Linked DNA regions of Mus musculus: all the other regions are linked to region 5. A link is a loop called in an ENCODE intact Hi-C map of the cell type or tissue named here. Cell type or tissue: heart. All regions are shown on one strand. Region 1 overlaps Plcb1 (phospholipase C, beta 1). Region 2 overlaps Plcb4 (phospholipase C, beta 4). Region 3 overlaps Plcb4 (phospholipase C, beta 4). Region 4 overlaps Plcb4 (phospholipase C, beta 4). Region 5 has its middle 18 kb from the start of Gm31993. Region 6 overlaps Plcb4 (phospholipase C, beta 4).

What was found. Hi-C counts contacts between places; a loop is a spot of excess contacts. Peaks named below come from ENCODE experiments on the same cell type or tissue, not always from the same donor. Only the 100,000 strongest peaks of a DNase experiment are listed, where the experiment ranks them.
Region 1: a loop joins it to region 5, with 4 times the contacts of the local background. A loop is called at or near these places in 6 of 42 quality-filtered maps.
Region 2: a loop joins it to region 5, with 3 times the contacts of the local background. A loop is called at or near these places in 4 of 42 quality-filtered maps.
Region 3: a loop joins it to region 5, with 2.3 times the contacts of the local background. A loop is called at or near these places in 4 of 42 quality-filtered maps.
Region 4: it touches region 5 in a loop (6-fold over the local background); 7 of 42 quality-filtered maps call a loop at or near these places.
Region 6: a loop joins it to region 5, with 3 times the contacts of the local background. A loop is called at or near these places in 7 of 42 quality-filtered maps.

Annotation. Positions count from the first base shown.
Region 1 is chr2:135,437,181-135,441,180 of GRCm38, forward strand. The region is part of intron 31 of Plcb1 (phospholipase C, beta 1); the gene reads left to right. Among named protein-coding and RNA genes, the nearest start is that of Gm31993, 100 kb to the right of the region's middle. In heart, a CTCF peak has its summit at 2,465 (motif pointing right); a DNase peak (open chromatin) is centred at 2,901; H3K4me3 peaks cover 425 bases; H3K27ac peaks cover 352 bases.
Region 2 is chr2:135,723,446-135,727,445 of GRCm38, forward strand. The region is part of intron 1 of Plcb4 (phospholipase C, beta 4); the gene reads left to right. Among named protein-coding and RNA genes, the nearest start is that of Plcb4, 66 kb to the left of the region's middle. In heart, no CTCF peak of the experiment used is centred here; a DNase peak (open chromatin) is centred at 2,126; H3K27ac peaks cover 370 bases.
Region 3 is chr2:135,732,266-135,736,265 of GRCm38, forward strand. All of the region lies in intron 1 of Plcb4 (phospholipase C, beta 4), which reads left to right. Among named protein-coding and RNA genes, the nearest start is that of Plcb4, 75 kb to the left of the region's middle. In heart, a CTCF peak has its summit at 2,042 (motif pointing right); no DNase peak of the experiment used is centred here; H3K27ac peaks cover 1,011 bases.
Region 4 is chr2:135,690,588-135,694,587 of GRCm38, forward strand. The region is part of intron 1 of Plcb4 (phospholipase C, beta 4); the gene reads left to right. Among named protein-coding and RNA genes, the nearest start is that of Plcb4, 33 kb to the left of the region's middle. In heart, no CTCF peak of the experiment used is centred here; a DNase peak (open chromatin) is centred at 2,264.
Region 5 is chr2:135,557,630-135,561,629 of GRCm38, forward strand. No RefSeq gene overlaps it. Among named protein-coding and RNA genes, the nearest start is that of Gm31993, 18 kb to the left of the region's middle. In heart, a CTCF peak has its summit at 1,612; DNase peaks (open chromatin) are centred at 1,842, 2,662 and 2,892.
Region 6 is chr2:135,917,623-135,921,622 of GRCm38, forward strand. All of the region lies in intron 7 of Plcb4 (phospholipase C, beta 4), which reads left to right. Among named protein-coding and RNA genes, the nearest start is that of Gm14210, 110 kb to the left of the region's middle. In heart, no CTCF peak of the experiment used is centred here; a DNase peak (open chromatin) is centred at 2,219.

The DNA of each region.
Region 1 (4,000 bases), 120 kb before region 5:
TCTTCAGGATCTATAATAGGCTGCAAAACAACCCAGAGTGATCATCCCAACTTGGGTCCCTAAGAGCCTTATTCTGGATGGCAGTGGGATGCTCTTTGCCTAGCAAGTCAATATGACTCCAGTCCACAGTGCCTTAGATTTTAAGTTGATGGGAATTCCAGGGCTATGTAGGTTCACACCCTGATAGTTTGCCTTCATCACCAGAGTTAATGCTACCCACCAGATGTTACAGCCCTGGGCATCCATCCTCGTTCACCATCCTTTATGCTTTCTGCTTCTTTGCTGCTTCTTACTCATTCTGTCATCTCATTCATATTGAGGTTATGAAGTGTCACTACTAAATTCTGGCTAATGTCATTAGTGAAAATCTTCTGATTAGGTCTCCCAAAAGCAGCAAGATCAATCATTTCTGAGCCCTTAATTATAGACCTTGAAAGAAATCTCCCTGTTGAGCCAAGTATAGTGGTTATCTCCTATAATCCTAACTCTTGGAAGACAGGAAAACCAGGAATTCATGTTTAGCCTCAGCTATATAGAGATTTGAAGCCAGCTTGAACTGCTTGAGACATTATCTCAAAAATAGGAGTAATAAATTAATTAATTAAAAAAGAAATTCTCATTATTACAAAGAGCTCCTCTTTATCAATAATAAAGCAATCCTCCAAGACAGTGCTAAGGAAAGCCAGTTAACTGTATGCAGTGTGAGTCTAACACTGGCCATGCTCAGTGACATTATCTCTCTGGGTCTGACTTGAGGACCCCATCCCAGGAAGTAGTACAGAACTGGCCATATGCTGGTGTTCTCCGGCTAAGTTTGCAGTCCTGGGAAATATGTTCTTACCACTTCCTTGTCATCAGTAGAGGGTTAGTCACATAAGAAATGTGTGAGCAGGCACCCCAGTGTGCCCCTTCTAGGATAGATGAGTTGGGTGAGAGAAGTAGCACTTTCACATCCAAAGGCATGAAAGTTCCAGTAATCATCAGACATCTGCAAGCACCGTGTGAGCTCTGATTTCATTTCTCTCTACACACTGTTCCTGTTCTACTATAATAACAGTCATTCCTGCCTCCCCAGGGCTACCTACTGTAATGGTATCAGAAACACAGTAAACAGAAAATCGCATCCATCCAGCCCTGGGGAGCCCAGGAATGATAGAAGTGAGCTTTTATCACTTCCATCGTCTGGTGGTCAGAAGTTTCACTGTGTCAGTCTACAAGATAATAGTTCCTAGAACCGATGGGATGCTGAGAGCCAGGGAGGTCACCTACATTTTGAATGTAAATACTCCAGTAATAAGTCCCTCTAAGGATAATAGGAAAAACATGTATTTGAAAACTTCTCAAGAACTCATACTATACCACACCACACACACACCACACCATATACACCACACATATACCAAACACATACACCAAACACACATACCACACATATACACACACAAAACAAACATAACAAACACACATACCACATACACACACACACACACACACACACACACACACATACACACATACACACACACACACACATTTCATTCAGGCAATGATGGGGATCCAACAGTCCATTCAACACTAATTTGTTACAGTTAGAATAAGTGGGTCTACATGTCATAACCTGGGTTAAACACTATTTAGTGAGTGGTTTCCCCCTGCCCGATATGACCAAGAGCCATAATTGAGTAGAAGTATAGAATGTACAGCCTCGCCAGGGCAACAAAGTAAGCCAAACAATGCAGGGTGGCTATGTCTGTAGTAATGGTAGTGGAGTTGTTGATACTCTCTAGCAGAGAAAGCTGTAGAGGTCTCCCATAAGACCCTTGCCTGCAACTCTACCTGTTAACTCCTGCTGTCACCAGCTGTGTGGTCTTAGGTGAGAGCTAAAGTACACAGTAGATGAACTGTTTTGAAAGGACTAGTCCATAGTGCACTTCCTTGACACCCGTGCTGGTGCGGGGTTTTCAGTGATGTGCAGCAGGTGAGCTGTGCACATTCTTGTAAAAAAAAAAAAAAAAAAAAAAAAAAAAAAAAAAAAAAGGCCTTTGCGCACAGTCCTAAAGAGTAACCTCCATGAACTCATTGGCTCACCAAGCAGGACTTTGGTAGAATCATTCCTCTAGTGTGTCAATGTCCTGTGTGAGGTGAGTAGACACTTGATAACATCTCCCCCAGGAAGTAGCTCAGGACTCTAAGGCTAGAGATGCTGAACCAGGAAAGATCTCTCAAATCCAGAGTTTAAGATCAGCCTGGCCAACATAGTGAGACCTCGTTTCCAATAAGACGGGATAGGAAGGACCCAAAGAGCAACTCCAACTTGAGAAACTATGAAAACATATGCCTATTAAGGATTTTCAAAAACAGTGTAGGGAAGAGGAAAGATAAAGCCTGTTTCTCTGACTGAATCTAAACATGTATTGGCCAGGAGTACAAAGCATGAGAAATAGTTCAATACATTATTTCCCCACTAGAGGGCAAAAATGACTCCACTATGCCAGGCTTTTCAGGATCCACAGTCAAAATGATTAATCATGGGGAGGCCAAAACAAGAAGCCTGAGAGAAAAAGAAAACAAGAACGAACGAACGGATGAGCATGCAAATGCAAAATCAACACGTTTGAACTTGAACTTTCCAGGACAGGGTGAGTTGTGGAAAAGGTCCTCTTCCAAACACTCTTCCCATTCTCCCTTTCACTTCCCAGGTTTTCTAATCCTCATTCTGCAATCCTCACTGGCACTCACTGGTGCGGGACCAGATCAGATAGATCTAGTGGGTGGGACTTTTCTCAGCACAGCAGGAGTCTTGGTGATTAGAAAGGCAAAGACTCTTATAAAATGGTCACAGCTCCAGTGGCCCTGTGCCAGCTGCAGGGGCTCCCTGACTTTTTCCCCTCGAGGAATCTTCCAGTAAAGCTGCAGCATTTACTGAAATAAAAGTACTGGTGGGTGAGGTGGCTCTTGGTAACATCTCTTTTCTCTCCCTGCTCTACCATGGCTCAGCCCCTTCCAGCCTCCCCAAGACTTAACCAAGATTACAGAAAGATTCCAGACCAGAAATGTGTTGTGTTTGGGAGAGGGAGGAGAAGAGGGAAATTCATGATGAAGCCTCGTTGCCTTTAAACTATTTATAATAAATTTCCACTAGAAAAGAGCCTTTGGCAGACAATCATTTTCTTCTGCTGCAGCATGACCAAATACAGTAAGTATTCAAAATGAAAAACTGAAAGGCAAGAAGAGGAGCCTACAGCTGGGGCAGGCTGTTTTCAGATCTCACACTAGTAGATGAGAGGAAACCAGGAGGGGAGCCCCACCTCAGCCCCAGTATCTCCCATTTTGCTGCTCTGAAGGGCTAGGAAGCCTTCTCCATTAGACAAGCCTCCTTCGTGCTTCACCTTAATTTTCCTCGCATAATTTTAAATACAGATCATGTCTACAGCGCAGCAATTAATGGATAGCCTAAAGACTTATTATTTCCAACTAATTGATATGTAGGAAAAGTTTAAATAACATAACAGGGATAGGGAAAATTTGAAATGATGTGTGCTCAGTGCATTTAGAGTTTGTTGGAGGTAGCGAAAAACACCTGAAGGAAAAGGGATGTGACCTAATGGAGAATTGATACAGGAATCTCCCTTTAATGTTTGTGAGCATATGGATGGAGAAGTGGCTCAAATATCACAAAATGGAGTTAAGATGTTGACAGGTTCTCTCCCACTCACCCCCGACCCCTGTTCTAAGATGCCTTACCAGAGAAATGGGGTTGAGACTGTATTTTGAACAATGTTGTTGGTAAGGAGGTAGAAATAAGAAAAAGAGGCCAGCATTTCCATCCTAATTTTTTGTTCTCCCTTGACACCAGCTGGAGGTGGAAGTCTCCAAGGTCAAGTTGACTTAGCTGCCATAGACCCTACCCCAAACGACCACCACCTCCATGTCCAAGGTCCCAGCAAAATAATGCAATGCATCACATTCCTGGCAAGTGTAGAATCTGCCACATGGACTA
Region 2 (4,000 bases), 170 kb after region 5:
AGGTTACATGTGCGGTGTTCTCTGTGTCTGGGCACAGTGCGTGGTGCTGGGCGCTTAGCCCCTCTTTTCTTGAGAGTTACTGTGTTCATGCAGGAGATGGACAGTGAGCTCCGAGGCTCTATGCGGTGGTAATGAGTTCTTTGAAGAACTGAAGAGAAGAAGGGAAGGGGACAGGGAAGGACTGATGTGCCTGTGAAGTCTGTGAAATTAAAGATAGTAGCTAGGCTGTGGATCCATCCCTATAAAACTTGGTGTTTGAAAAAAAGAGGATGGAACACAGGGCCCCTAATGGAGGAGCTAGAGAAAGTACCCAAGGAGCTGAAGGGGTCTGCAACCCTATAGATGAACAACAATGTGAACTAACCAGTACCCCCAGAGCTCGTGTCTCTAGCTGCATATGTATCAGAAGATGGCCTAGTCGGCCATCATTGGGAAGAGAGGCCCCTGGGTCTTGCAAACTTTATATGCCCCAGTACAGGGGAACATCAGGGCCAAGAAGTGGAAGTGGGTGGGTAGGGGAGCAGGGCAGGGCGGGGGAAGGTATAGGGGACTTTCGGGATAGTATTTGAAATGTAAATGAAAAAAATATTTAATAAAAAATTGAAAGAAAAAAGGAAGGAACATTTATTTTTTTTTTAGATCACCAGTACATTTTCATAGTACTAGGGACTGTGCCCAGAGATTATAATCCACTGCTGACCTAGGTCCCCAGTCCTCATCAAGTTGGCTGCCTTCAACTGACTCTGGACCAGGCTGTCATTCAGCTTGTGATGCTTGGGTACCTCAGTCTCTAGGTAGCTGGGGCCACAGGCTTGCAGTGAGTCCTTGGCACACTTTCCACATTATTGACTAGACCTTTAAGCAGCATCACTGTGAATGGCTCACTCTATTTTATGACTTAACTCACTGTCTAGTACTGTAAGTTTTTTGTTTTTAAATTCCAGTTACGAGTAAGGCTGTGTTGTCGCTCACCGACCATGCGGGTGTTTCCATGTCCTTAGGACCCGTGTCTTAGTTCTAAGAGCACAAGTCTTAGACACAGAGTCTCATGTGTGCCTGTAAACTTAAGAGATCCAGCTTCTGGTTGCTTCATAACTCAGTTCATTTTCCTTCCCCTTCTTTCTGCCCTGTCCCTCTGAGCAAAAGCCGGTAGTATTTCCAGGTTTAAGGCACTCTGCCGTGGCAGGTGCCGCTTCGGAATGGTTTCATTTTTGTTTCCGAAAGCGAGAGGGCTAACACACTCATAATTGCATCACTGCGCAGGTGCAAGAGGCCCTGTTGTTACTCACAGAGTTGGTATGAGATGATATTAACAAAAAGATATTAAGCTCAGTAAACCTGCAGCCTTGGGAACGCAAGAGGTTCAGAGCGAGTCTCAACATGCCGTTTCATTTGCTTTTTCTTCTTTTCTTTGAGGTCTGCAAAGAAAAAAAAAAATCCAAGAATATTGAATTGAATTACAAAAGAAGCATTCATTCTTGGGGGAACACCAGTTTAGTCTTTTAAGCTTGCCTTACGATAGAATTTTCAATTCTATCAAATAAAAGAAAACTGTTTGAAAGTATTTGTTTGCTGTCATGTTTGTCTGATATTCTTTCAAATGATATTATCTGAATAAAATATGTTAATAATATCGATGCGCACATACTGTGCCAAATAATTTCATGCCAAATAATGATGTTTCTTCACTGAAACATGTTCTCTGATGTGATGGCCATTCTTGGCTGTCCAAACTGATACAGTCTAGAATTATTTGAGGGAGTGAGACTGGAAGATTACCTTGATTGATTTGTGTGCATGTCTGTGGGACATTTTCTTGATAATTAATATAGGAGAATTCAGCCCACTGAGGGCAGCACCATTCCTAGGCAGGTGGGTGAAGCAGTATTCAGCATTTTTCTGTGGCCTCTGCTTCAACTTCTTGGCTTTGAGTTCTTGCTGCGGCTTCCCTAAACAATGGCCTGTCACCTGTAAAATGTTCTAAATCCATTCCTTTCCAATTTGCCTTGGGTCATAGTGTTTGTCACACAAACAAAAATCAAACTAGAACATCTGAGGTGGATGTTATCTGGGCCGGAACAGGAGTGACGGGAAGGGGTTATGACAAACATTTGGGGAGTGCTCTAGGCAGGGGAAACTGCAAGAAGGAAATGAGATTGGGAAGTTGAGCAACTGCCATGCTGGCTGAGACACAGCAGGAACAAAACGTGAAGGCTGGCAGTTTGTAAGGTTTGAAAGATGTAGCAAGTCTAATGCTCTTTAGAAATGATGGAAACAGGCAAAGGGCTGTGTTAATATGCTGCATCTCAGACTTTTAGGTTTGTAAAGTGCACTTCATAATCTTGCTGAAATACAATACCAAAGTGTGTCTAGAGACTGTGCATGCTAGACTTCTGAGGATTGCAGGTGTTCCTGATGTATGTGTGGACCACACTCTTGAGTGGCAAAGTGTTTGAAGACAGGGACACAAGACTTGTTATTACCCTGTGTATGCAGAGAACCAGGGTGCTAGGTCAGTAGCAGAATAACCCAGTGACTGGCAGTTGGGTTTCACATGTGTGGCTCTGTGCTGCACATTCTAAGAGCACCATCGGTACCAGGGGATCGTAGGTGAGAAACTCTCCCTCATTGTTGTGAAGCTTTTACTGCAGATTATGTTTATAACCAGGAAAAAACAAAACAAAACCCCCAAAACAAACACCCAAGTACATCTGGTCTTTTTTCATAGCTTGCTTCCTGTCTTTCTGCTGATGGTTTTCCTGGGCCTCACTTGTTTCTCCTGATCATGTTTGGTTTTTTTTTTTTGTTGTTGTTGTTTTTTGTCTTTTTTTTGTTTGTTTTTTTGTTTTTTGTATTTTTTTTTAAGTCTTTGATTGTGTTGTAGATATTGCAGGTCCCTGGTAGCATCTAAATTATTGTGGTGAGATGCACACAATTTCTTTGTTGTTGTTGTGTGTGTACACACGTGTGCGCACACATGTATGTTTGCTACTTTGAAGATGACAGTTGAGTAGCCTGAAGTGCATTCAGGTTATTGGGCTTCCAATACCTCCATTGATTTCCAGAACCTTTTCATTTTACAAAATGGGAAAGTATCTATTGAACAGTAACCTTTCCTATTCCCCTCTTGCTCTTGGCAACAGACATCCTGCTTTTCTTCCTGGATGAAATAACTCCTTGGGGCGGTCTTGTTATGACTGACATAGTCACTTACCTGTGTCATTAAGGTTTGTCCATGTTGCTAGCATGTGCTAGGATTTCTTTCCTTTTTAAGACTGGACACTACTTCATGTGCACGTATGAACATGTTGTTTATTCATTCAAATGATGTGCACTGGGATGCTTTTACTTATTAACTGTTGTTGTGAGTATTGATGTGTAATGATGCTGTCGTGAACACAGACATGAAAACATATTCCCGCCTCGCTGGAGACTTTAGTGACAATTTTCAACCGTCTTCATTTGTATCTGTTTCTTTGCCTTCTGTTCTATCCATGTATGGGCCGAGCAGTCACTCCCTGCTTCCTTCACTAACCCCCAGAGAGGTTAGACACCGTTGCCCAGTGTCAACCTACTGGATATAGCAGTCTGTATTGCCTTCATTTCCTGGCTCATCTCCCCAATCTCCTCCTTGCAATTCTTGGAATGCTGTCCTAAACAAGCTGTCCTTCTGAAATCTTCAAGTAGTGTTCGCCTCAGGAGAAGCTAGGCTAAGGGAGGCGAGAGGAATGCCGAATCCCCACTTGTCCTCATATACACTCACACTCTGTGGCTGGAGAGTGGTGGTGTACTGAATCCACACCTATTCTCTCTCTCTCTCTCTCTCTCTCTCTCTCTCTCTCACACACACACACACACACACACACTCTCTCTAGCTGGAGAGCGTTGGTATGCTGACTCCCCACCTACACTTACACACATGCGCGGTATCTGGAGAGCGAGCGCACAGTCTGGTTGACTGTGGTGGAGTCTTACTTGTGTCCAGCCTGTTCAGCCACAG
Region 3 (4,000 bases), 170 kb after region 5:
TCAATTTCAGGGTGAGTTGAAGAAGCAGTTTCAGATAAAGGAGAGATGAGGAGACAGAGCTTTGTGCTAAAGGGGAAGAGCCAAGGGGGTCAAGGCACTGTCTTTTGTCCTAAGCCTCATTAACATTAATTTATCACAATGCAGGTTAGTTCTCAGCATGTCACAGGAGTAGCTCCTCAGATAATGTTGTGGCTATTGATCAATTAAAAAGGCATTATGTCTTGGGTGGGTATATCCTGGGACTTGGAGCTTTCAGCTTTCCCAGGTAATCCTGTTATGTACCTAACTTTGAGAATCACTAATATCAGTATCTAGGTAGATCAAAGTTACTCATGTTAACATTTCCAGTGTGATTCAGTATTTCCTGTCTTGGTAATTTAATACTTTTTAGCAATTTTATGATTTTTATGTACATAAAATTAGCACTTGTACTTTGTTCAAATTTATCATTGTGATATTTAATATATAACTTTTTGGCAAATGACCTTGTATGACCTCGTTCCCCACCCCCCAGCCCCACCCCTCTTCAGCTATCACAGAGAAACAGCTGACAATCCTTCATATTGGAGGAAGCTGGGAGGAAACCATTTTTCAGATAGTGTGCCTATAACGTACCAATTTAGAACTTCTCCTTGCTTTCCATTGCTGCCTTGTCTGTTTTCCAACTCTCCAGCCTCTTGCTTACCAGGGCCAGGAGGAAGAGCCCCGTAGCCCCCGAAGAACTTCCAGAAAGCTCTTTGTTATTTTCTGATTTCCTTTGTAACTATGCATGGCACCTTTGTTATAAGTGAGCTGGCTAAGGTGACAAGTGAAGGGACTTTGGGGTCCTTTATAGTCATTTTGCCTACCCCCTCCCCCCAGCATCATCTCCAGCATTCCCACGAGCTTTCTGTTCACCTGTGTACGCTTCCAAACAGTACTGGGAGGCTTGCACCACCAATCTCCCTTGTGATCGCTCCCTGCTATTGTTTTAACTGCCAGAGCTGAAAATGAAATGTGTCATTGTGTGCTGCTGTTCCTCTAGCATCTAAACCTCCTCCTTAAGAATCATTTCGGGATGCTTAGGATCCAGCAACCTTGTCATAGATAGAGTAGGTAGGCATTGCTACAGAACAATGCGCTGGGTAAAGCGCAGTAACTCCCAAGTCCAGAATGTACACATTGAAAGTTATAGAATTTGAGGTCACTCCATTCCGTTTCATTTAAAGAAGAAATACTAGAGTAGGAAGATACTGTGTGAATGTTGCAGATAAGCCTCAACCTCCCATTTCTTCGCCATGTGAGCACATATCAAAATATCAGGGCTAAGGCTACTGTTGTATTGTACATCCATAGAACGAGGATCTGGGCTGGAGTCTTCCAAATACCAGAAAACTTTACCAAAACCAAACATGAACTAAAGTGGATTAAAAATTGACAACATGGCTCGTGTTGTACTTCCTGACAGAGTACTTGTTTGGTACAGGTTAGACCCTGATTTATCTATAGCCAGAAAACAACAAAGGGGTTCTCAAGAGATGTTTATGGGATAAGTGAAAATATTTTTATGTTGTCAAGTCTAGGAAATTTGGTTGAAAACCTCATATTTTGCCATTTCGCAGACAGGCAAAATTTTAATTTCTAGTCTTTATTTTAGTGTGATCTAAAAGTCAGTCTCCCCACCCCACCCCCACCCCCTCCACCCCCAGCCTGGAATTACTCATGTTTTAGAGATTACTTCAGAAAATGGAGTTTCGTGACATGGAGTTTGTATTTGAGCCCCAGCATTTCTGTTTCTCTAATACATTTTAGTAAACTTGGAAGCTGGGCAGGAGCTCAGAGACTGTCTTATTATCGGCCTGCACAGGACAATTGAGAGCGCTGAGCCCTGGCTTGGCATCTCTGCTGTCCATCAGAGCGAGGCCAAAGCCAAGCAGCTGTTCAAAAGCCCGACTTTCTGGTTCTAAATTGCACACGCTTTTCTCTACTTCAGAGTAAACACCATGGTTAGTATCTTAGGTTGGTGTCTTCTAAAACTGGTTTGAGCTTAACTTGGGAGTATAAATAGTACTCAGGAGGGTCCTGTGTCTGCCACTAGGGGTCAGAAGCAATTGGAAAAGAAAGGAAAGGCAACCATAAAAGGGCTAATTAGTTGATCCCAAGATGGGCAAATGGCCTCCTTTGTGCTGGGGTCGGGGGGGGGGGTGGGGGTGCGGGGGGGAGTCTTGAGAAACAGCGCAGTGTTTCTCAGCTGTTAGACGAGGCAGTGGGAGCCAGACTTTTTACCAACTTCTGTGGTGTAAGGACTTCTGACAGCTTTTCTATTGGTATTTGTATCTGAAAGGTACACCAACAGGAGAATGCAGACTCCTAGAATAACACCTCTTCCACATAGAGAACCTGAGTCACTGGGGAGCTACAGGGACCTGGGTGGGTCACTAGCAGCTTCTGCAAGCACACTTAGGGAAAGAATAAGAGCTAAGCTGCCAGACATCTACTGCTCCCATATGCTAAGCACCTGGACTGGATTTATTTACGTAGATGCCCAGTGCTCGTCCAAGGGAAGAAGAGATGGAGCAGGAAGGAAGTGTGCGACTTCCAGTAGAGGATGTTACTCCCCTGAGCCTCCAGAGCTTCTCTCCAGTTCCTTAGGCGGGTGCTAACCGTTACATCCACAGAGTGCTGGCAGCTCCAAGAGGGGATTAATGAGGGAGGGTTGCTAGGTTAGGGGGCTTGCTCCGTTAGATTTCTCTCAGTCATACTGACAGATGACAGTACATCTCCTGGAAGCTACAGAATCTGTCATGTGGTTTTGGATACAGCTGTGCTCTGTGGGTTCCTATACCTCTTTCTCTTCTCCTTCAGCCCCAAGCTATGCCACACTCCCTGGTTGGCTTCCTAAGCTCTGTCATGCCTGGTAAATCACCCCATATAAGCTCGCCTTAGTTGTGTATTCAAGTTGCCATCTGCTTCCTGCTGAGACCCTTACGGCGGCACCATCTTGGTATCTTTTGCTTCCTGAACACTTGGGTGGAATGGAACAGCCAGAGACATTATGAAGATAATGATAAGTTGTCCTTGAGCTCCAAGGATACTCAGCATTTAGGATGTTGTACCACAAGAAGGGGTACACATCCCCAAATATGTTTCGAACAAATGACTTTAAGTTGTAATTGGAGTGCTTTCTTTTCTGCTCTATGGGAAACTCTGTATGAGCAGCAGATTGAAAATTAGAAATTGTGTCTTATGATGACTACCCATACAGCTAATTATAATGTACTTAACCATATAAGCTGGAAAATATTCAATGCAGGGAAACAGAAGGGTTCAATGGATCTGTCCATCTAGAAATTTCAGATTTATCTTGTATATTCTAATTTTAGATAAGTATGTATTTTTCTCTTTAGCTCTTGAAGTTTCCCATCCATCTAGTGAGTTATAATCCCCTCTCTGAGAGTTTTTAAACGCTGCGAAAGACACTTCAAGCACCTAGAAAAGGCTCTCCAGCAATAGAAATGCTCCTTCTGCAGGGACCCTTGTGATGCAGGCACTTTGCTGATCACTGTGGACTCAGTAATGAATAGCACTTGATGTGTACTTTCAAGGAAATCACAATATGTTGGAAAAATAGGAGTCTAAACAAGTAATTATACGAATTGTAAAGTATTATTAACATATACTGGGCTCTAGGTGTATCTAAGTGAGGGTATACTTAAGTGTAGCTGACTTTGGCTAGTTTTGGGGTTGTTTTATCTTCCACCCTTCTCTATCTTTTTGTCTCCTACTCTTTCAATCCCCTATCACTAGATAAGAGAGAGAACAGGGCAGAGAGGAAAGGAAAGAGATTCCTGAATAAAGTCGGGGTTGGAAAGGGGACGGTTTTATCCCTTAGAATACCTCCTGTTGATTAGGGGCATCAAGTTCCTTGGAGTAAGTTTGACTTTCACCATTTAGATATCCGATTTCTTCTTGGTTTTCCTTTGTGCATGCCTACTTATCCATGACCCATAGCGAATAACAA
Region 4 (4,000 bases), 130 kb after region 5:
AGAGCAGTAGGTGCTCTTAAGCACTGAGCCATTTCTCCAGCTCCCAAATTTGGTCTTTTAATGGAGTCCCATGGAATTTGCATGGCCTGTCCACGTTTTAAAAAATTTACCTTTCTCTATTTTCTAACTCATCTGTCTTTTCTTTCATCTGTCTTCTACTTGATCCATTCCACTAATATAAATTTTTTTGAGTTTTCTTTCTATAGTTTCAACATGTCTTTCTTCTATATTTCTATTTATCGAATTATGGTTTTGTATAGTTTCATATATTATGTTAAACTTCTCATTTTGGCTGATAATTTGAATGCTATCTGAATTAATTTTGTAGTTTATTTGTATAATCGTTGATGCCATTAAACATTGTTATGATAATACTTTAAAAATTTCTTTCCTGGTATTTCATCTAATTTACCGTGGTGACTACTATTGGTTGTCATATTGAACATCTGGGAAGAGGAAACACTCAGTTGAGAAATTGCCTCAATCACTGCTGTCACGTCTATGGGACATTTACTATTATTATTATAATTGTCATCATTACTAGCCAGTGTAGGGGAGCCTAGTCCAATGTGTGCAGTGCCATCTCTAGACAGACAGGCCTAGGTTATATTGGAGAAAGTATGCTGAAGATGAGCTGGGGAGTGCGGTAGAAAGCATTCCTCCGTAGTTTCTGTCTTGGTTTCCTTCCATTGGGAATGTAATCTATAAGATGGGCGAACCCTTTCCTCTCCAAGTCATGCTAGGACGTGGTGTTCATCACAGCAGCAGGGGCCACCGCAATGAAGCTGGTATTTTTCACGGGTGTACTGCCTTCATTTGTCATGTTCTCTATATGACTTCATGGAACACACTGCATTTACTCCTCCCTCCCTCCTTCCCTCCCTCCCTCCCTCCCATGTTATGCACTTCACCATATTTGCAGTATTCAAGTGGAAATAGGTTGAATAGGAAGATAAAGTTGAGATTCAGAAGTTTTCAGTAGTTAAGAAGTTTAAACATGCAGCCCATATGCTTGGGGAACTGGTACAACCCCTATATTATTCTTAGAATAAGATCTTCAAGAGCAACTCAGCATCTTGGTAGGTCCACTCTGCAAGTCCCATAGCAGCCAGTTTCAATCAGCAATTCCTTTAAGTACCATAGCTATTGGAGGATCAGCAAGTAAGGATCGCGTGATGCGTACTGGGACAGTAGGTATATTAGATTAAAAAGTCATGCCAGTCACGGTTTCTTCCTTGGTGGGATGAAATTTGAATTCTTTCCCTCCTGGTTTCTTGAAGCAAACCACGCTGATGAGGGGTGGCAATTTTCATTTCTAGTTCAGATATATTAATCCAGATTTGGGGTTTAGTTCATGCCTAAGTTAGGGTTACTAGTACTATGATGAAACTCCATGACCAAAAGCAAGTTGGGGAGGAAAGGGTTTATTTGGATTACAATTTCATATTACTGTTCGTCATGGAAGAAGTCAGGATAGGAACTCAAACAAGGCCAGAATCTGGAGAAAGGAGCTGATGCATGGAGGGATGCTGCTTATTGGCTTGCTCATCATGGCTTGCTCAGCCTGTTTTCTTAGAGAAATCAGGACCACCAGGATAAGGATAGGACCACCTACAATGGTCTGAGTTCTCCTCAATCCATTACCAATTAAGAAAATACCCTACAAGGTTGCCCACAGCCTGATCTAAGGGTTGTATTTTCTCAGTTGAGGCTCCCTCCTTTCAAATGACTTTAGTTCCTTTCAACTTGACATAAAACTATCCAGCATACATAGACTTTCTGGCCCAGATTCCCTGAATTCAGCTCTGTGATTCTCAGTTCCCTCCTTCACGTTCTTTCTGGATCAGTACCATAGGGCAGAGCAGGACAGGACTGATTGCCCAGGGTTCCTACTGACCTTAGTGGTGTCCTTGATGGGGAGTCTGCCATGCTTTCTAGTCATACTTCAGGCCCCTCGCTCCCTTGCCCAGGGCAATGAAAGTGTACAAGGCTCTGACTCAGTCCTTCCCTTGAGTCTTTCTGAAGAGCGAGTGTGTATGGGAGACGGGGTGGTTTGAGGCTGCAGTCTGAGGGCTCCCATTGACCTCAGCCAAGCCTCACATCTGGTTTAGCTTCTTTAGCTCCTGGGCCTCCCTGCCAATTAGGCATCCAGTCCTTGATCTTCCATCTGCCTATAGCTTCAGCACTGCTGTGTGTGAGGGAAGCACTTCCTGGGGATTTCCACCTTGCTCAGCTGCTTGTGGCTGGCAGCTCCTCCAACCCCCAGCTGCTGCTTGCTTCCCCGTGGAAATCTCACCTGGCTTGCTGGCTTCCTTTACAGCTACCGATTCTTGCAAGAACAGGCGTGACTGTGCGTTCTGCTGGCTGCTTCCTGTCAGTGAGTACACTGATGATAGGTTTCCCATCTGCTATCTCGCTGGGAAGTCCCCTCCTTTCCTTTAAATCATGTTAGGATGCAGCGTTGGGTCTTGGGCATGTTGTCTTTAGAGAGGTGCCGAGTTTGATTTTTTTGGACTCAGTTTGGCTTTGAAATAGACCTTATACAGCTGTACACAGCCTTCCTTCAGATCATAAGTTCTGCTTTTTATTTTATGTCCTGGTCTAGTTTCTAGTAGTGGATTCTGGGGTGGGGAATGGGGGGGTCAATAAGTCATACTCTGAGATCACAAGGAGGCATTTCCTCGGACTGTGGCTTTTCCTGCTTATTGTAACAGCTGTGCTTTGCCCTCATATGACCCCCTTTTGTCTCTTGAAGACTTTAGCCAAAATCAGTGGAATAATCCATGGATTGCCCATTTTTTTCAGCTGTTCCCAGCCATAGATCATTTAGCCAGCGTTAGCAGGTTGCGAATCTAAGAGTTTGTATCTGTGGTCCCAGAGGTTGAGCCAATAAAGCATCTTTTCAGAAATGTGCTTTTTCTCAGATTACGTATTTGCTCAGAACTTTTGTTCATAAAACATATTACATTGCCAGTAATGATCATTCACCCCCCTTTTCCACTTGTATTAATCAAAGGTGTATATTTAACTAGCAGCCATTCTCCACACCCCGAGACGCTTGAAAAGAAAAGCTTCCCTACAGGTAAACATATACTTGTAATTTAATTTTTAGAAATATTTTATTTTATGTGCATGTGTGTGTGTGTGCCTGTGTGTGAGCCACCATTTGTATGCTGGGAACTGAACCTCGGTCCTCTGCAAGAGCAGCAAGTGCTCTTAACCACTGAGACATCTCCCCTACCCTCTATGTTTGCTCATTTGTTCTTGGTCACTGGGTTGAAGCATTAAATCTGTTGCTACGACACTAAGTTCTCCAAGTGTGATGTTTGATTTTTATTTTTTTTTGCGGGGGGCTATTTCCTTAATCTCTTCCCCAACCCCCATTTTTCATAGGGAGTGCTTGAAAACAGAACATGGTTATAGTTTTGATTTGTGCATTTATTCATATTTAAAAAGCAGTTTACCATGGAAAATGTTAAAAAAATACATAAACTGCAGTATGAGCTTTACCATGGACTTTCAGGAATATTCTATTTTATTATCTTAAGTTCCTCCATCAGTGACCTTAAATAAACCCTATACTAATTTAGAGCCAGTTTTGCTTAAAGTTGACAAGTAGTTCTGTTTAAGTTGCTTCTATGCCATAGATTGGCCCAAAGCACATACTATGACTAATATTTGGCTATCAGTCACCAACCCGCCTCACCTTCTTTGTTAACAGAGGTTGCCTACAACTTTAATGTCAGAAAATAGAGAAGCCCAGCTACTGCTCTCCCCGTTGTTCTGCTCAGTTCGTGGGTCAAGTAGCGCTGGCTGGCATTTGATGCCATGAAAAGTCGGAGAGGAAAGATCCCAGATGCAGCTCTCTTAGGGGAGGCCCTGGTCAGAAATTGTGTTGCTTTAAAGGAAATGAGTTTGAAGCCAAGTGTGAACTCACATTTGGCGGTTTGCAGAGGTGGTAATGGTGGCAGGATTGGGTTCTTGGTCCTTTAGGATTTTT
Region 5 (4,000 bases):
TCTATGGGGATGACATTTTGGTTATGATCTGAATGAAAGCCTGCCACTTAAGAACAAGAATGACCCTCACAAAAGAAGCTATGGAGAAGGCCCTAAAGAAGGGGTGGAACTTTTGACTGTTCTAGAGACAGAGGGAAGCTATGCTGGTAGTGATGACAATATGCTAAAGTGACAACAATGTCCTTCCTTTTGGGTACCAGACTAGTAAAATAACGGTCTCCAAGAAATTGGTATTTCTCCCCATATCTCACTATGGGAGAAGGAAAAGGCTGAAGCCGGATGCCAGCCAGAGGGTTAACATGTCCTGTGGAGAACTGTTGGGAGCTATTAAGACAACACTATTGTCCTGATCTCTGAAATGGGCCTCTCCCCCCAAGAAGAAAAGGGGGTCAAAAGCAGGCCACCGACGCACAGTTCCGAGAACAACCACAGAATGTTCCAGCCCTAAGTCAGCACCAGATGTCCTGACCACACCCTGATACCACCAAGTTCCTGCTTCCCCGTGTAACTGCCAAAAGAAAAATTTCCACTGCCCCACCACTCCTGCTGCTAAGTACTTGTACTTCTCCTTTTGCTTGTGAATTTCCACCGCCCCACCCCTCCTGCTGAGAAGTACTTCCCCTTTTGCTTGTGCATTTAAGCCTTGAGCCTTTCTGAATACAGCGGGACCTTGATGCCACTCAGAATGTTTCTGTGTCGTTCTTGCACTTGGTCCTCATCTCTCTCTATCCCCATTTGGTTCTTAGGAGAAGGTCCCCTCAAGACCCTCAAATAACTGGACCTGCTGGACGGGTCAGAGAACATTTTGTACAATTCTAAAGAAGCAGCAAAACACACTTTTAGGAGAAACTGGAGCTATTACTACGGTGGGTGAATGATAGACAGGATAATGCCTCGACCAGTACTGCTTAGCTGTGCATAACTCTGTCCCTCCATTAAATCTAATGTGGGAACATAGTCTCTCATAGTCAGAGGCATCTGGAAGGGTCTTGACTGAACTGTGCTGTGGGGGCGATGGGAAACAAGAGAGGAAAAGAAAACAGAGAGGAGAGAAGGCCTAAGAAAGGAGCCACAGACAAAGTGGCCCAGAGGCCAAGAACACACAAAAAGTATCTTGTGACCAAAATAGCTGAGATTGTATAGGTATCAGAGTAGCCCTGGGAAGACAAACCCAGGCCCTGGAGAGTGTTGGGTAGGAGTGGGTATATCAGTCGAGATGACTCTAACAGGTTCTGGGATGCTGGGAGAACCGTTCAGCAAGCTTCCACTTGAATTTGTTAGACAAGCACCTCAGGTAGCCATTTGTCCTGAGTTTGACACCTAACAGGGACGTCAGAAGACAAACCTTCAGGAGTCATGTGATGGCTTTCTCCTGCTTCCCAGTGTGACCACACTGACTAAATCTCCTTTTTCTGATTTTTTCACTATTGCTGTTTGTTTAATTAGCTTATTGAGGACAAGTGGCCAAATCTGGCATGTTAGGGCTATCAGGGTTCAGGCTCTGCCCCTAATAACTCTAGTAACAAGGCCACTAGACTTGGAGTACAGGGACCAAAATGAGGAATATCAGATAAAACTAAAGAGGTAAAAGGGCCACATCTAAGCCTCTGCAAAGCCACAAGGACACTGGCTTGGCCAGCAGAGAAGGACATTCATTGTATTCTTTTGTCTCAGGTTCAGGCCAGGCAAGGCGGCCAAGGGAAACCTGCTGGAAGAAAACAATTTAATCCTAAACCTTTGATAAGGAAAAGGGTGGGGGACAGGGATGTTCCTGTGGTTGGGGGATGGGAAGGAGTGAAGTAGGAAGGAGATTCCCCCAAGGCTGGGAAGGAAATGGAGGCCTGCAGGCTCCCATGCTGAGAGCCAAGGCCAGCCGTTGGAGAGGAGGAGGAGCAGGACTTCCAGGAGACAGCTGCAAGAACCCCTGGGAGGCTTTCTCTAAACGTTGTAGCCTTGACCTTGGCAATGATTCTTCGTCAAGGAATTGTAGGCAACCCAGCAATCTCCATTTCCAATCACAGTGCACACTCAGACAAAGTGTTGACCTTGGAAAGAACAAGGGGAGGTCTCAGCAAATTCCCTTCTTTAGTTCTCCTCTTCTCTCCCCTGAGATCTTAGAAGATTCACAATGTTCAGAGACATGTCCAGAAACTCAACGTTGCTCACGCTCCAGTGTTTCCACCGAGTCTCCAAAATATTATAGCAAATAAAAGAAACCAGACACATTTATGAAGTTGACAGAGAAGGAGAGCTAATCTCTGATACAAATCAACACAGTGAGCCCTGGAGTGGACAGCTACGTGGTGGCTAAGTGGGCACGGGAGCCTGTCTGGATGAGAGAAATGCTAAGAGCCATGCTGCCATTTTCCTGAATCCCATGGGTAAAAAGAAAATGGACTTGATGAAGGAAGTTGGGAGAGAAGAAAATAAAGGCTAGGTTAGCCCAGGCTATACTGCTGAGTCACATCCACAGCACGTTTCCTGTGCGGTTGTTTCATGAAAAGAGCATCTAGATTGTATCGAGTCTGAGTCAAGCACAGCGGGTTCCAAGAGGCTGAAAGTAAGCCAGACAGCAACAGGGTTGGAGGCTGAATTGAAATGCAGACAGGGTCAGCCTGCCTGAGGGGAAGGAGCTCTGAGTTAAGGAGTAGCCAAGGAGGCCGGTGGGCTGCAAGAATAGACCCCTCTGACCTATTTATAGCCTCCTCCACTTAACTCTTCCTTTCTCCTTAAAATCCACAACAAGCCCCCCAGATGCTGATGCAACCTCTGTAGAAGGCACTTATAATGAAACCTGACAACAGTGTACTGAGAAACATAGTCTTTGTCTGGCCACACCCCAACAACTGTGTGTGAGGGCTCCTGAGGCTACTCTCATCACTGTTCTGAAAGAAGGAGAAGGAAACCCTCTCAGACACACTGTTTCCTTCAGGAAATAAGGGACAAAGGGGCTTCCCTGAGGACACTTGGGAAAGTGGTATTTCCTCATGCCGGAGGACATAGTGAGGTGATTTTTTTTTCCAAAACACTGGGTTAAAGTGAACTGATGAACTGTGTATCGCCTTCCGTGTGTTCTCTGTCTGTCATTCATTTGTCTCTCTCTGTCTCTGTCTCTCTGTCTCTCTCTTTGTCTGTGTCTCTCCTTCCCCCCTGCCCCCCATCTCTGTCTCCTAGACAAGGTACAGCAAATTTCAGGCTGGACTAAAATCTACTATGTAGCCAAGAATGTCTTTCAAACTTCTTCCTGTCTCTACTTCTAAGGCAGCGTTTGCTATCCTGGCCAGTACATATGATGATGGAGGTGGAACCAGAACTTTTTGCATGCTAGGCTGCTTTATCTCTTGGCCAACCTCATAGCCTTGCCTTTCCACCTTGGTTATCTCTCTTGCTCTCCCTCCCCCTCTCTCCTCATATAAACCAGCTCAGTCAGGTTCTGTTCACTTTGGACACTCCCAGATGCCTCTGGCTATGTTCTTTCTTGTATCTACATCAAACCTCCTGCCCCACCATACCTAGGAGCTGTCATGTCTTCCTTTTGATTTCTTTCTTTCTTTTTTTTTTTTTCATTCAGGAACAACTTGACAACTCAATCATACCAATAATTTGCTCTCAGAGCAAGAACTTGGGATCCCTGTTTGTCTGTACACAAATCAAAAACTTTCCAAGAACTCTGTCATCTCTTGTCAACACTGCAGAGGATGTGGAATGGACGGTAATTTTTTCTTTTAAATTCTATTCTTCACATGTGATAGACATAGTGATCAGACATACAGTGGGCGCCTATCTAGATGGTAAAATAAAATTGTTACATTCAGAGTCCTGTACTGTGAGTTCTCAGGCTTTGTTTCAGAACCACAAGGGTGCTTAGAGGATTTTGTCTTCTGCTTACACAATGTGAAAAACCATTCTGCAACCCTAGCCTGGTGAGAGCAGAAAACAGATGAGAGGAAAATTGAGTCAAAAAGAAGAAAGGGTTTTCTTAAAAAGAAAAAAAAAGCAA
Region 6 (4,000 bases), 360 kb after region 5:
ACCACTGAGCTAGACCCCCAAACATTACAATGGTCTCAATTTTCAGAGTATAGGCTAGCGGCTCCCAGAGCCCTCGCACCTCCCACAGAGCTTCAAAGTCATGTCCAGGCCCAACCTTGGGCCTTCTCAATCAGCAACCCATGTTCTGGTGATCCGATTTGCCCTCCACATGATTGTGCTGCACCCTGGAAAGTGTGGCTATGGGAAAACGGTCCACCAGTAGCCTTAATATCCCACCGTCCTATGGAGATCTAGGAGAAGGGGCATTCGCCTGCTGGGGTGAGCTGTGCTTGCCGCCTTAGGCAGCTGGCTGGTGCATCTGAACCTCTCTCCCCACCCTCAATATTCATTAAGTCTCTTCGTTACCTTGCCTCACAGTGAGGCTCAAACATAACGAGCATAGAGGATGTGTGTGGATCTGTGTGCATGTGTGTGTAGGGTGTATGCATGTATCTGTGTGTGGGAGAAGGTGTGTGTTTATGCTATGCATCTGTGTGTGTGTGTCTGTGTGTGTCTGTGTGTCTGTGTTTCAGGGGGAAGGATGTGAGAGGAGTCTCTCTCTCTCTCTCTCTCTCTCTGTGTGTGTGTGTGTGTGTGTGTGTGTGTGTGTGTGTGTGTGTGTGTGTGCTCGAGAGTTTCATGCTTCCAAAACTAGCAGTTGGCATTTTCGTGCCAAAGTGTTAGATCCCATGGGAAGACTGGAGTGAGCGTTTACGTTTCTCTGTTTGGCAAGGATCGTAGCTAGCTTTGAGTGCCAAGCCTCATTGCATACTGAAGAGTCTATGGAGGTGCTGAAAGGTCATGACTTGTGCTCAGCAAAGAATGCCTTGGATGCTTTACCTTCTCAGGAGATTATTGTATGGTAAGACCATGGGGGTCAAAGTATGGTCAGGGTACAGCAGGAGCCAGTGTCAGAGTCACCAAGGCAAAAAAAAAAAAAATCATTGTGCCAAGATGCTCAGGTGCTTCCTGTGGACACTAAGGTATGAGTGGTCCTACGGGAGAGCATGAAAGTCTCAGTGGTTCTCTACTCATGTGAGCTGTACACAGGGAGAAAGTTTTGTGAGGCATTGGAATGTTGAGTCCAGATTGGTCCCCGGTTGCCACTAGAGAAAAGAGGTTGCCCTGAATCAATAAATGTAATGCAATTTTCCCTGTACCCTCAGTGAGTATAGTTTTTACAAGGGAAGCAATCTTTTCATCACCTAATCAAATGACAGGCAAAATGAAATAAAATGGTCCCAGGATTAGCTGGCTTACTATAATACAGAGCTAGAGAAACAGAATAAGAAAACCAGGCAAAAAGCATATATGAAAATATAGACAAATGTAAAGGAAAATTGTTTAGTGCAATGCACCACAAACAAACCAAACACTGTCCACCGGAAGGAGCTGTCCAAATGGTGGGAGACCAGGCCCTCTGGGTAACATTTGGATGGATCCAGAGAGCTAGCTGCCAGGTTGTCAGAGTAAAGGAAAGGACATTTTATTCATATGGAGTATCTGCATGAGAAGTTCAAGAGTGGCTTCACAATGAGCTGTGTCTCATGACGTGGCAGTCTGAAGGCACCCAGGGTCCCTAAATTGCATTATCTCAGCTTGCACTCATCAGCTGTGAGGCATGAGTCCCATACACCAACTCACTTAAATATCAGCATAGAGTTGCTACTGTTGGTTGTCAATCAGTCTGTGATAATATTGAGCTAGTCGCCTGGCTTAGGTATATCTTCTGTGATTAGAAATCTCAAACTGGAGTTACCACCGCATTCTGCATAGGAAGTACAGAAGAATACAGTCAAACAAAACCAGCAGTCCCTTAAAATGAGTTTTCCAGTTCCTGTGTCATCTCGTAAAAATTGCTATGAAATTTGCTTTCTATAAAACTGCTTCAAAATGAACAAATTGAGTGTTCTTTATGACTCTGTAGCGTTGTATAACCACCCCTACCGTATAGTTCTATAACACATCGCCATCCGGAAAGGAAACCCATCCTTCCACCACCATCCCTGCCTGCAACCTGAGCTCATCCTGTTATCAGTTGGCCTCCTGCTGTTTATCAGCATAGTGTATCACATTCTATCACTAGGAGTTTCACCACATTCATTTGCTGGTCTTTAAAACTCGGTCCTGGACTCGAATGTCATCAAGTTTCTGTGATCACTGAGGTAGGCTTCCTTGGAGTTTTAGCTTCCTTTTCTTTGGAAAATGTCCAGCATCCGAAGCACTTCCCTTTGAGGATCTGTGGTGACAACGAGGGCCATACTGTTCCTGGCTGGTGCCCTCCCACCATTGTGTTTCTGGAATGTACTGGTTGAGGAGCAGAATCTAAACCTGCCCAGAGCACGTATTTTGCCCTGATTTTCATTCCCTCCAGCAGGAGAGTTAAAATAATCTCCACGGCTCCTGGAAGGAAAAATGTCACTAGCCTTAAATTACTTCTTCATTTTCCATAGAGCTCCAGTTTTTACTGCTAGCAAAACCAGCTATTGGGAACATTGTGTGTGTGTGTGTGTGTGTGTGTGTGTGTGTGTGTGTGTGTGTGTGCGCGCGCGCGCCTGCCATGTATGTATGGGTGTTCATGCATGCATTTGCGCGCTACCAAGAACACATATGGTCCTGGAAGCTGAAACTATTATACCTTTCAGAAGTTGTGCTGACTCTTAGTAATAATACAAACTGAACATCCTTACTTTCAGAATTCCAAATCTGAAGTGCTCCCCAGTGTCTGTAGTACAAGCATGAAAGAAAGATGGGACCTGGTGTCACAGGTAATAGTCACAGTGTAGGTGCAGGAAAAATATTGTGAAAAATTACACAACTTACAAAATTACAGGATATGGGAATAAAGTATATATAAAACACAAATGAACTTTATGTTTAATATACGGACTCATCCCTAAGATACCTCATTCCATATGTACTGGCTAATTTTGTGTTAACTTGACAGAAGCTAGAGTCTTTTTAGTAGAAGGAAAGTCAACTGAGAAAAGTCCCCCATCAGATTGGCCTGTGAGCAAGACTCTTGTACGTTTTCTTGATTGATGATTGCTGTAGGAATGCTGAACCCACTGGGTGGTACCTCCCCTGAGCAAGCTAAGGGAGCAAGCCAGGAAGCTGTGTTCCTCCGTGATTGACTTCTGCATCAGTTCCTGCTTCCAGGTTCCTGGAACACTTGAATCCCTAATCTGACTTTCCTCAGTGTGATGGAGTGTTTGTCACCTGAATGATGTAAGATGAAATAAACCAAGCATTTTCGACGTGTATTAGACTCTGTTCAAAGTGTTGTGCTGTTGTGCGTATTATTTAATGTCACAACAGCTCAACTGGAAGACTATTAATGATGGTCTTCCTTATCTAGAGGAGATATGGGCTCGAGAGATGAACTTGCCAAGGTCATACCCTCAGTGACATTATACACCCGTCGTGCCAGGCTGGGCTCCAGATCTCGAGTTCTAACACTGCTGTGCTGCAGCTCACAGCTATGAATTTTTCTTACCAATATAAAGACAAAAGTGTGACCAGCTCCTTTACCTGTAACATAATACGGTTTTCACATAGCGTTTAAATGAATAACTTTAATGAGGTTGCTATTCTGTGGGATGTATGTGCTTCAAGAAAGCTACCATCTCAACACTGTTGATCTGCGCCCAAGTCAAGCAAGAGACCGCACATTCGGAGCTACTCCATTCTCATTGAAGCTCAGCAAGGAGAAGGGTGGGGATTTACTTATTTTCCACAGTGCTTCTTCCTTTTGGACGAATACCAAGTTAGTATTTCAGAAATGCTGCTCTGCAGACAGAACAGTGACGTCATGGAGGCATCATTCGGCCCGATGTTACTGTAGCACTACCAAAACATTGATGAAGTCTTGGCATTCATCTATTTATTGACACTGTGAATATCCTATTGACTGTCAGGGTGCCCTCTAGTCTCTTCCACTGGATGAATTTATGGTAGGAAGCTTTCCTTAAAAGATAGCACCTCAGATAACAAGACTTTT